Linked DNA regions of Homo sapiens: region 1 is linked to region 2. The links are chromatin contacts, found by Hi-C or POLR2A ChIA-PET in ENCODE. All regions are on one chromosome and are shown on one strand. The core of a region is the stretch at or near the end of the contact, and the rest is flanking DNA. Distances in the headings are between cores, read along the strand shown. Region 1 overlaps LINC00327 (long intergenic non-protein coding RNA 327). Region 2 holds the start of SGCG (sarcoglycan gamma).

What was found. Hi-C counts contacts between places; a loop is a spot of excess contacts on that map. ChIA-PET counts read pairs that join two places held with the same protein, here RNA polymerase II (POLR2A).
Region 1: a map of gastrocnemius medialis shows a loop between it and region 2 (6-fold over the local background). The contact joins the enhancer-like site here to the promoter of SGCG in region 2. A Hi-C loop is called at or near these places in 1 of 168 maps with a recorded cell type or tissue (gastrocnemius medialis). POLR2A ChIA-PET finds 5 or more read pairs at or near these places in 1 of 52 experiments (CD4-positive, alpha-beta T cell).

Annotation. Positions count from the first base shown.
Region 1 is chr13:23,484,514-23,490,083 of GRCh38, forward strand. It overlaps LINC00327 (long intergenic non-protein coding RNA 327), which reads left to right. Exons shown (of 3, transcript NR_038995.1): 3 at 1,722-2,951. Among named protein-coding and RNA genes, the nearest start is that of LINC00327, 18 kb to the left of the region's middle. Within about 2 kb of position 4,103, at least 2 of the 41 ENCODE cell types and tissues checked have a DNase peak (open chromatin) inside an H3K27ac peak, as active enhancers do; they include gastrocnemius medialis, where a contact is called at or near this core.
Region 2 is chr13:23,178,306-23,184,332 of GRCh38, forward strand. It overlaps SGCG (sarcoglycan gamma), which reads left to right and starts at 2,674. Exons shown (of 8, transcript NM_000231.3): 1 at 2,674-2,770.

The DNA.
Region 1 (5,570 bases), core at 2,853-5,352, 310 kb after region 2:
CCTGTTAAAATGAAAACAGATTCTTATTGCACTTATGCAAATAACTGTGTTGCTGTAAGTTAAGAATACTCGCAAGTACTTTACAATTCTGGAGAAATCAGGTAGAGAGAAACAAATGTGTTCCAAATTTTGTTCACAGGAGTGTACTAAATTGTTAAAGCTGTCAATAGCTCAAAAGAAAAGTTTTTAAGACCTTGAAAAACAAAAGAAAGGATCAGCAAACAAATTCAGAAAAAAGTCAGGCAGGGTGCAGTGGCACACTTCTGTAATCCCAGCACTTTGGGAGGCCAAGGCAGGTGGATCACCTGAGGTCAGGAGTTCGAGACTAGCCTGACCAACATGGCAAAACCCAATCTCTACTGAAAATACAAAAATTAGCTGGGTGTGGTGGCGCATGCCTATAATCCCAGCTAGTTGGGAGGCTGAGTCAGGAGAATCGCTTGAACCCAGGAGGTGGAGGTTGCAGTGAGCCAAGATTATGCCACTGCACTCCACCTACATGATGGGAGCGAGACTCCATCTCAAAAAAAAAAAAGAAAGGAAAAGAAAAGAAAAAAAAGAAAGTAAACAGAGCAAGTGACCTTGAAGAGAAGAAAAAGAAAAAAACCAGAAAAAGAAAAATATTCAGATAACAGATGAGAATTTTTTTTTTTTGAGACGTAGTCTCAGTCTGTTGTCGAGGCTGGAGTGCAATGGCGTGATTTCCGCTCGCTGCAATCTCCACCTCCCAGGTTCAAGTGATTCTCAGGCCTTAGCCTCCCGAGTAGCTGAGATTACAGGTGCCTGCCACCATGCCCAGCTAATTTTTGTATTTTTAGTAGAGATGGGGTTTTGCCATGTTGGCCAAGCTGGTCTCAAACTCCTGACCTCAAGTGATCCGCCCACCTTGACCTCCCAAAGTGCTGGGATTACAGGCATGAGCCACCTCCCAGCCCCCCATAAAGTAATTCTTTAAAAGAAAATTGAATTGAGTCATTAGAGATGACAAAGGAGAATTTAAATAATTTATCTGATTCAAGTAATTTTTCATTTAAAACATAAAAACCAGGACAGAATGTCTTGAAAAGAGATCAGAGAACAGAAAAATTGTTTGGAAATGAAAAATATGATTGCTTCCCCCCAAAAAATCTTTCAAAGAAATTATTTTAAAATTGATAAAAAATAACTTATACAAGGTGAAAAAGTATATTTCCTGAGTGAGATAGGAAAATATTTTTTAAAAACTACAAGAAAGAAGTAATCCAGGATATCTAATATTAGACCAGCAAGAGTTTTTAAAAGAGAGAGCAGTGAAATGAAGGGAAATCATCTGTGCGTCTGTGTGTGATTTTTGTAAAATCATTTTTTAAAAACTTTTCTCAGAACTAAAAATGTTATGTCTTGAGGTTGAATTCCAAGCAGGATAAAAATAAAGAAGCCTGAAATGCATCTTTGTGAAACTTCAGAACAGTAACTAACAATAAATGGAAGATCCTAAAAATCTTACAAAGGCAAAAAACAGCCCAGCAGCTAAGGAGCAGGAGCTAGACTGCAGCAGAGTTTTCTTATCAGCAGCACAAAATGTTAGAAAACATTGAAGCAATACCCTCCAATTCAGAGGGAAAACAATTTTGAAAGTTCAATAATAGGTGTAGACAAACAATAAATGATGAAAGAGAAAATAATACATTTGATGCGATACTGGAAATTCACCTCTCTCATACCTTTCTTCCCCTCCCCAGGAGTTTACTGGAGGTTATACTCCAGTCAAAGAAGATGGAAACCAAGAAAGGACACATTTTGGAGATTAGCACTGGCTCCAGGAACCCAGTGAACAGAAGACTCAGGCTGAAGGCTTGTGCATTCAGCCCAGAGAAAATCCACTTAAATTCAGAACAATTAAGGACTCTGGGGAAGAAGGACTTCACATGGTAGTGTGATTGGAAGGCAGATAAATTTTAGGACACAATGGAAGTTCCTAAGATTTTTTATCCTTTTCCAATAGGAAGGATAAAAAAATCATCTAAAACTAGAGGAAAAATCATCTAAAACAAGGTATAAAGAAATGGCTCACGTGTGACCCTTATTTTACTGTGACATGGAGCATTTGATGAAGGATGTGGGAAGGGAGCCTGCTTAACTATGAAGTGAGTAGCATCGCCCCAGGAGCACCATGACAGATGCACAGGACATGGAGGGAAGGAAATGGCATCCTGGCACAGCCCTGGCTCTACATTGAGCAATGTAGACAAAATCATAAAGGCTGCTCTAGTTTTCTACTTTTAGAATCAACCTACAGACATGTAAGACTTAATTGTAGTTGTAGAATAAAAGATAAAAGATTATTGGCTTTCATAACAATAAAGTCCTAACAATGATTCACAGTTATTCCATGAATAAGGGTAGGGGAAAAGAGGGAGGAATGTAAGGCATTTTATATGGAGCAAGGGAGGCAAAAGACGTTGACAGAGGCTTATGGAACAACACACACACGCACACAAATAGAAGGAATATATTGCTTAAAATGACAAAAATAGCCAACATAGGCTGGGTGCGGTGGCTCATGCCTGTAATCCCAGCACTTTGGGAGGCTGAGGCGGACGGATCACTTGAAGCCAGGAGTTCAAGACCAGCCTGGCCAACATGGTGAAACCCCGTCTCTACTAAAAATACAAAAATTGACTGGGCGCAGTGGTGTGCATCTGTAGTTCCAACTACTTGGGAGGCTGAGGCAGGAGAATCACTTGAATCCGGGAGGCGGAGGTTGCAGTGAGCCGAGATCACGCCACTGCATCCTAGCCTGGGTGACAGAGTGAGACCGTCTGAAAAAGAAAAAAGCCAACATAGGAATTTTTAAAATAATATATAATTACCAAAAATTGGGGAAAATAGAGACAGGGAAGGCAGTTCTATAAGCGAGATAAATCTTTATCTTTTGTATCAGAAAGTCAATAAATATTGTCTGAATTTGATTGGTTATTTCCATTTTTATGAAATGTCTACAATAGGCAAATCTATAGAACCAGTAAAGAAATTAGGAATTCCTGTGGCTGGGACTGAAGAGTGAAATCACTGCAAGTGGTCAAGAGGGATCTTCTGAAGTGATAGGTGTGTTCTAAAATTGGGCTGTGGGGATGCTTGCACAACTCTGTAACTTTGCTAAAATTCATTTCATTACACATTTAGTGAGTTTTATGATATGTACATTACCCATCAATAAAGCTGTGTTAAAAAAAAGGCTGATTTTTTAGGCTGGGCGCAGTGGCTCACGCCTGCAATCCCAGCACTTTGGGAGGCCAAGGCGGGGGGATCACAAGGTCAGGAGATCAAGACCATCCTGGCTAACATGGTGAAACCCCGTCTCTACTAAAAATACAAAAAATTAGCCGGGTGTGGTGGCGGGCACCTGTAATCCCAGCTACTTGGGAGGCTGAGGCAGGAGAATGGCGTGAACCCGGGAGGCAGAGCTTGCAGTGAGCGGAGATCATGCCATTGCACTCCAGCCTGGGTGACAGAATGAGACTCTGTCTCAAAAAAAAAAAAAGGCTAATTTTTAAAAAGGTCAAAGAAGAGATGTGAAAATATATTATTTAGAGTTCTGTAGGCAACCAACAGGAATAAAAGTAGAAATGTTTTCTGGGATGATCTAGGAGTTGCTAGGGTGAGGAAGTGTGAAATGGAGGCAGCTGTTTATCAGTTATGTTTTTATCAGTTTATCAGTTCTGTTTTTCTATACTATTTCCATTTTGTTTATCAATGCATGTATTACCTCAGTTCATTATTAGAGATTTTTTAAAACTTTAGATTTCTTAATGCAGAAAAAAATGTTTCTTGTTTTTAATCTTTTAGAATTTAAATATGAGTAATGATGGCATGTGAGTAAATGAATAGAATTTATTTTTTCTCCTAAAGACCAAGGCCAAGGGGCAAACTCTCTTACAAACCACCGCTCATAACTTGATGTGGACAAGAGCTCAACTGGGCATCGCCAAAAGTCCATGCCACTCCCAAAATAGAATGGAGGCAAGGAGACTAAGCAACTGATCTTTCTGGGAATGACATTTGGTGCAGCTGTGTTAAGCGGTTGCCATGGACTAATACAGAAAACATAAATAATCTCAGAGAAGCAAGTGCCCGAGAAAAACGAGATGACACAGGAAGTTGCTAATGTTATCAGCTGTCTTCATCTGTTTATATAAGAACGCTGCCAAAGTAACCATCTATGTGCCCAGGTTTTAAGCCGCATGACACAACCTCTTTACCCTGAGGTGAGAGTGACATGGTGGCCAATGAGAGGCCATCACTGTGGAAAACACATATTAAGACTTTTTGAGATATGAAGTAATGGGATAGATCATGAGGACTTGAGGCTACAAGCTGACGACCTTGCAGTTGGTTCAAAGAGCTTGGGGACTTTTCAGTGTAATTTTGCTAGGTGACGAATCGGAAGCTTTCACACCTGCATTCCCTTTCTTTTTTTCTTATTTATTTATTTATTTATTTGAGACGGAGTGGTGCCCTGTTGCCCAGGCTGGAGTGCAGTGGCGCAATCTCAGCTCACAGCAACCTCCACCTCCCAAGTTCAAGCAATTCTCCTGCCTCAGCCTCCCAGTAGCTGGGATTACAGGCTCCCGCCACCACGCCTGGCTAATTTATTACTATTATTATTATTATTATTATTATTATTATTATTTTTGGTAGGGACAGGGTTTCCACATGTTGGCCAGACTAGTCTTGAACTCCTGACCTCAGGTGATCCACCCACCTCGGCCTCCCAAAGTGCTGAGATTACAGGCGTAAGCCACTGCGCCCAGCATTCCCTTTCACATAAAATGCTACGTGAATGGTGGTAATAAAACAGTCAGAGCGATTCCATGCAACCCAACAGATAACGTGGTTTGTGCATTTTTTCTATCCATGAGGGAATGAGAAAGGCTATTCCTGCCTTTCCGTCAATTCCATTCAACCAAATATTTCCCATTTTAACGTGAAATCAGACCTCTCATGGGTTGGTCTGTTGTTGGAGTGACCACACTCACTTACTCCACTTGCTCCGAGGTTCCTCTCATTACCTGAACATGCACACGGGGCCCAGCAGGCACTGAGGAAAAGGTTGAGTGGCACTTGTCATCTGCATGCCTCCCAGGTGGGTCCTGCTCAGGGAGGAGTGTCCAATAACCTTGGTGACAGCCACAGCCTGGCAAGATTCATGCCGCAGACAACACGGTGCCCGAATCCCTTCCTTATAATTCCCCAGGCATGGGGTTAGTAGACAAAGCCAGTGAAGCTGATAAGAGAAGCAACATGTAAAAGGGGAGGGCACCACGTTGTCCCCTAAGACAAGAATGGAAATGGTTTAATGAGTTTGTTACTTACTATCTACATGATGTTAAAACCAATCCAGGCAGGGCAAAATAGGTCAGAGCCTTTTCACAAAGCCAGTACTTTGTGTAGTGAGATTTTAAAGACATTACCCTGTCAGTGAGAGAGAGAGAGCTACAGTTAGACAAACATGATAAGACAAAGAGCTAAATATAAAATAAAAAATGCAGATGTGAAATCATATTTGCAAGTCTTTCTTTTGCTGTCAG
Region 2 (6,027 bases), core at 1,424-3,923:
CCACTGAAGTTAGTGACTGGTAGACTGGTGAGTGAGGGAGAGCCCTAAGTCTGTCTTCTGTGACATTCTGGGGGATGGCATCGTCAACCGAGGAAGGAAAGATGGACAAAAGAGCAGTGGGTGTTGTATTGGAGGAATTGTGGGGAGACAATGCGTGTTGTATTGGAGGAAAGGCTGAGCAGTTTTGAGGGATTTAGTCACAGTAATCCATGACTGCAGTTAGCTTATAACGTCATGAGAACTATTAAAATGAGACTACTATCCATATATTTATAACTTCATTTGGGCCTTGGACATGGCCTAATATGTTTCACTAGTCAATTGACAACCCAAATCATTAAAATACTCCGTTATTTTCAAATGTTGAACTTTCTCATTCCCCTATTTCCACATTCTCTCTCTACAGATAACCTCACCTCTTACTTCATCTCAAAATAGAAATGATTTCTCCAAAACTGACGACATCACTACTGAAATTCCTTGTTTTCACTGGTTCTGAAAGTGATCCCCCGAACCCAACCACTTAAGCCAGAAACAGGGTTATCAATGCCCAAACTGAAGGAAGAGCTTGATGAGATGGTGTCAGGAAGAAAGGTCAGCGCTAACTGATGACTGCAGTAGTCAAAAATGGAAGCAGAGGGAGAATGAGGGGGAAGCCAGAAAGGTCCCCATAGGTTCGTAGGACCATGGTTGGAGCACGTTTACAGTGGAGCACCCAAGCACCAAATTAGGCCTAAGGACTTTCAAAGTCACTTCTACCCATAGGCTTACTAGCTTTGTAATCTGGAACAAATTATTTTACACCTAAATGACTGTTAGACTAGATTTCTTTAAGGTCTCTTGGAGCTTTAAAGTATTATGATTCCTTTGAGAACATTTCAAAATGTGTGTGTGTGAGTTACAAACTTAAGCTGCCTACATTACAAACTGAAGGTCTTGCTTTAATAATTTCAACTAACTGATAAAATCAAAGGCTTCTTTATGTGATTCTTCTGCCCTACTAAACATAGGTGTGGATAGTATTAAATGAATCTGTAAATATGAGTGGGGATCAAACACATCACCTGACTAACATTTTTACAAAGCAGTTCCCAAAACACTGAAAAGTTCATTGCAACAAAACCAATTTACGATTGATGAAGAGGTATCTCAATTGTAACCTTTACATGCATGACATTTCAATCAGAATATTGAGTTAGCAGTTTCAGACTTTGACTTTTCAGACATACACTCATACAAAAATACATTTCATATCATTATTGTTTAATATATTATTTTTGTTTAAAATTGATAGTTGTCCTATAATTTTATGTCTAGCTGAATTCCCAAAGTAGAAGTACTAATGTGCAGAGAATTCATGAAAGGTTTTAAAATGTCTTACAAATGTAAGATTATTTGAAGCTGTATCAGCTTGTAATTTAAGGCCTGCAGCTGCTGGTATGATAGAAGTATCAAATTTCAAAAGAAATTATGGTAGAGTATAAATAAGCAGAATGAAGAGAAAAGTCTCCTGAGAAGAAAATAAAATGAGAATGAAGCATATGCATTGTTATTGCATTGCTCCTTTTTTTCTTCATTTTTTATTTCAGGTTCGAGGGGTACATGTGCAGGTTTGTTACACAGATAAATTGCATATCACCAGGATTTGATGTACAAATAATTTCATCGCCCAGGTAGTAAGCCCAGTACCCGATAGACAGTTTTCCGAACCCCACCTTTCTCCCTCCCTCCTTCCTCAAGCAGGCCCCAGTATCTGATTGTTCCCATCTCTGTGTGCATGTATACTAAGGCACTGCTTCTTATATTCAAGGTTTAGTACTAAAATGCAAATATGAAGTATATAATTTAGTAAGTTTTAATCCTGCTGCAAACCAGGTCACATAAAAATAATGCAAAATAAAATATTAAAATTATTCAGAAGTTCGATATTTATTCTGTTGTCTTTACACCTTATAAAATGGAATGACCTAATTACTCTTAAATAAACATAAAGACAATTTAAGGTCACATTTGTTACATTCACATAATTTGTTAAACACAATAGAAATGTTAGTTTACTAGAAAAGAACTGTCATAATTTTAACATGCAGAGTTTGTTTACCTTCTATTATGGTGATCTTTGTTTAAGATTTTCTCCTCAGATGTTAAAAGTTTTTCACTTAAAGAGGCTTAGGGAAAGTGATTTTTAAAGAGTCACTGTTACATGGTAATATGCCGTTCATTTGGATGAGACTAGTATATAGGTAATAGTCACAAGTTCTAACTTGCATGTTAATTTGAAGAGATTTTTCGTAAAATTTTATCAACATTAGTTTCTAATGGAAACCAGTCTTAGAAGTTTTCTGCTGTTTGTTTGAGGTAAAGTTTTTTTAAGAAAGTTATAATTACATTAAACTATCATGCTTTAGGGTTTAAATGTTGGAAAGTTGGTTTTGTAAGAAGAAGAGTTTGGTTTCTTGTTTGTTTGTTTGTTTTGGTTTGTTTTTGGCATGCGAAGAGCTGTGTCCTGGAATTGGTGCCCAAAAAATTTTAAGTGTGGTATGAACTGTTTATGTCACTGAGTAAAATTAGACACGTCTGTTGCTAATGTGAGGGGATGAAACATGAGACAGGGCGAAACTCGTGAGAGCCCTTTCTCCAGGGACAGTTGCTGAAGCTTCATCCTTTGCTCTCATTCTGTAAGTCATAGAAAAGTTTGAAACATTCTGTCTGTGGTAGAGCTCGGGCCAGCTGTAGTTCATTCGCCAGTGTGCTTTTCTTAATATCTAAGGTAAGTGCTCAGTTTTAACTTAGATTTTATATCAGTACAAAGTACTACCTAAAAACCAAACGCTTAAGAGGTTTCTTAATATTCTTTCTTCTTTGGTGGCATAATAATAAATTTAAAATAATGTTGAATAAATTGGTGTATCACAACATAATGACATATCAAGTATCAATGAAATTCTCATTTCAACTAAGTTATTCTGACTACAAATATGCTACATATTTTTAGCATAATCCTATATTTCTAACATTTTTAATTTGTAGAATGCCAAAGGTAGCATTTCTGTATTATTGGGCATTGAATTGGATCCTGTAGTTAATTTAAACAAAGTATTATCTTTAAGATCACCTACTTCTAATTCTGCTCTTAAACTTTAGTGGTAGAATTACATTTGCTTTAGATTTTCTTGATAGTTTTGTTATAGACACTAAGAAATAAACTAAAATGAATGACAACAAAAGTCCAGTGGTTTTATAAGTTGGAAATAAACAAAACAAGAGCAAAATAGCAACCTGACTCCTTCACTATTTTTGGAGTGAAAAGGGAAGAATGTTTCTTTCCCTAAATCTGGAAAATATAAAATACTGCTCAAAATATGTATGAAAAAATAAACATAAGTGGGGTAAAAGTACACATGTGCTAATGCTTCAGCTTACTGAAGTTATGAGTTCTTTCTTTGCGTTTTCTAAATTAATACATGACAACTAGCAAACACAATTTTTTTAAAGGAAGGATTAGAAAAAAATAATACGGAAAAATATAACTCAGCTGACTGAAAGATTTGCCAGCAGACCAGTACAAAAACGAACTACGGAATACACCGTTTGTTTTTTGCTTATTTTCTTGCAAACATTTTGTAGGTACAAAAAGGCACCTTTGTGGAATTTAAAAAGTAATGCTACAAGTTGGGGTTCGTTTTATAGGTTCTAGGATTCATTTCAGATTGTCTTTCAAAGACAAATGAAAAGTAGCATTTCAATGTAGTTAGATATAGCATTCCAAAGACTAACAAATTCAGGTGTCCAAAAGATATCAGCTAAGCTTGCAGTTAAAATGCGGAAAATGAAATTGTTCCATATTGTCCTTTAAAAAATGTACTTGCTAGTCATTAAACTAAGTTGTTATTAAATTGCATTAAAAATTAAATGATAGTTGTAAATTATAGTGGGTTCCCAATGTGTTCAGTTTTGCATAACTTATAGGGCCTGAGGATCTCCCTCCACTCCCTAATCTGTGGCTCATCACAGCGCTTGTGTCTTCTCAGCTTGAGGCACCAGGGCTGTGGTTTCCCAGTGGGAGGGGAGAAACTACAGCGTCCTGAGGATGACTCTGCTACTCTCCTGCTCCTTCAGAACCCACCTTGACCTTCATGACACCTTCCTGTCTCTCCCTCCCTCCCTCCCCTTCTCTCAGCCTCTATAGCACCTGTCTGGCTTTATTCTTCTCCAGACCTACTGCAGGGCCAGATAGTTCTACGACGTTCTCATGAGGATTGCAGGATCCATCACTTGCTACTTTGGCCATTTTGGATTCCAGCTTCATTTTTAATTTTATATGTTATGCTGTAGATAGTTTTATGGGAACACTGGTACAGGAGTATTTAGTAATTTGTGAATGGTAAAGGTCTCAAGACTTTTCTCAGAACCTGTGAAAATCTCACTGCCTGCTCGACTTCAGTATGACTGGTGGGTAGGACCACTGAGGAATGGGGACAGGAGGGCTTGCTGTGCCCAAAGGCGTTTGTGCTTCATCCTAAGCACCAGTGAGACCTTTGAACCTCTAGAAAAGGAGAGCAGCCCAGTCACATGGGTGCTTTGGAAGGATCACTGCAGTTGACATGGAGAATGGATTAAGGGCAGTGGAGGCGGCAGTGAAGAGTACCTTAAAACCTAGCTTCACCTTCGTGACTTCTTTAACTCTGTTTTTAAAATGCTCAATTAATTTTACTTGAGAAACATCTCTGGAAAGTCTAACATCAATGAAGAGGCTATGATTAAAAGTTTAGGCTATGGAGCCAGACTGCCATTTGACCTTGTGTGAATTACTTAATTTCTATGTCTCAGTTTCTTCATTTGTAAGGTGAGAGGAGTTGCATTGTAGCAGCTACCATTTTAACAAGTATCAAATTTAGTCTATATAAGGCAATTAGAAAGTTTCTGACTTCTTAGTAAATAGTAGCTTCCATCGGCATCACCCATCAATGCACCCTCTTATCCTGACCCCACACTGCGGGGAAGTCAGGAAGACCTCGGGAAAATGACGGTAACTGGTCAGGAACTTGAACCTGCTTCTCACAGTCCCCTAAGAAGGCGTACCAGAAAGGAGCCCTAAGCAGGCAGGAGACTCCAGGCTGAGGCTATTTCTGCTGTTTCTGTGGAGAACGTTCTCTGCACGCAGCCATGGCTGCTCAGAAGGGGTGTGTGCATTCCAGGATACAAATAGCCCTCCTGGCATTCCTGGTGGCTGCCTGCCTATCCCTAGTGGTAAGGTCTATGAAGGAAAGAAAGGCAAGTGACTGTTTACCTTTCCCATGAAAATCTTCCTTTTCTTCAACATTTTTGATTGTAACGAAAACTTTATATAAAATATTCTCCCTTTATTTTTATTTTTTTTTGAGACAGAGTCTCGCTCTATCGCCCAGGCTGGAGTGCAGTGGCATGATCTCGGCTCACTGCAAACTCACCTCCCGGGTTCAAGTGATTCTTCTGCCTCAGCCTCCCTAGTAGCTGGGATTACAGGCATATGCCACCATGCCCAGCTAATTTTTGTATTTTTAGTAGAGACGGAGTTTCACCATGTTAGTCAGGATGGTCTCGATCTGCTGACCTCGTGATCCACCCGCCTCGGCCTCCCAAAGTGCTGGGATTACAGGCATGAGCCACCATGCCCAGCCTACATAAAATACTCTAAAATGTTAATCTTGGTGAAACAATATAAGTGTGTTGTCTCCATACTGGAATGCATTTGAATGTTTGTATTTTGGCAACATTTGAAAGTCACTTTAAATCATCCCATTCATATCTCAAAGCAAAGGTGATAATAAGGAAGTGAATAAATGGCCCTGAGGCCATCTGAAACTTTTTAAATGAACTGCCAGGCCATAGGAAAAACACATATATACCACGTTTGATAAAAAACTTAAGTGTACCTCAAGAATTTCTTTACGCATTTAGAAGCACAGTATAGTTGATACATTGAAATAACTTCCTTTTCTTAAAATTTTAATTTAATATTGTGTGAATGTTTTTCAGAGTTAGAAT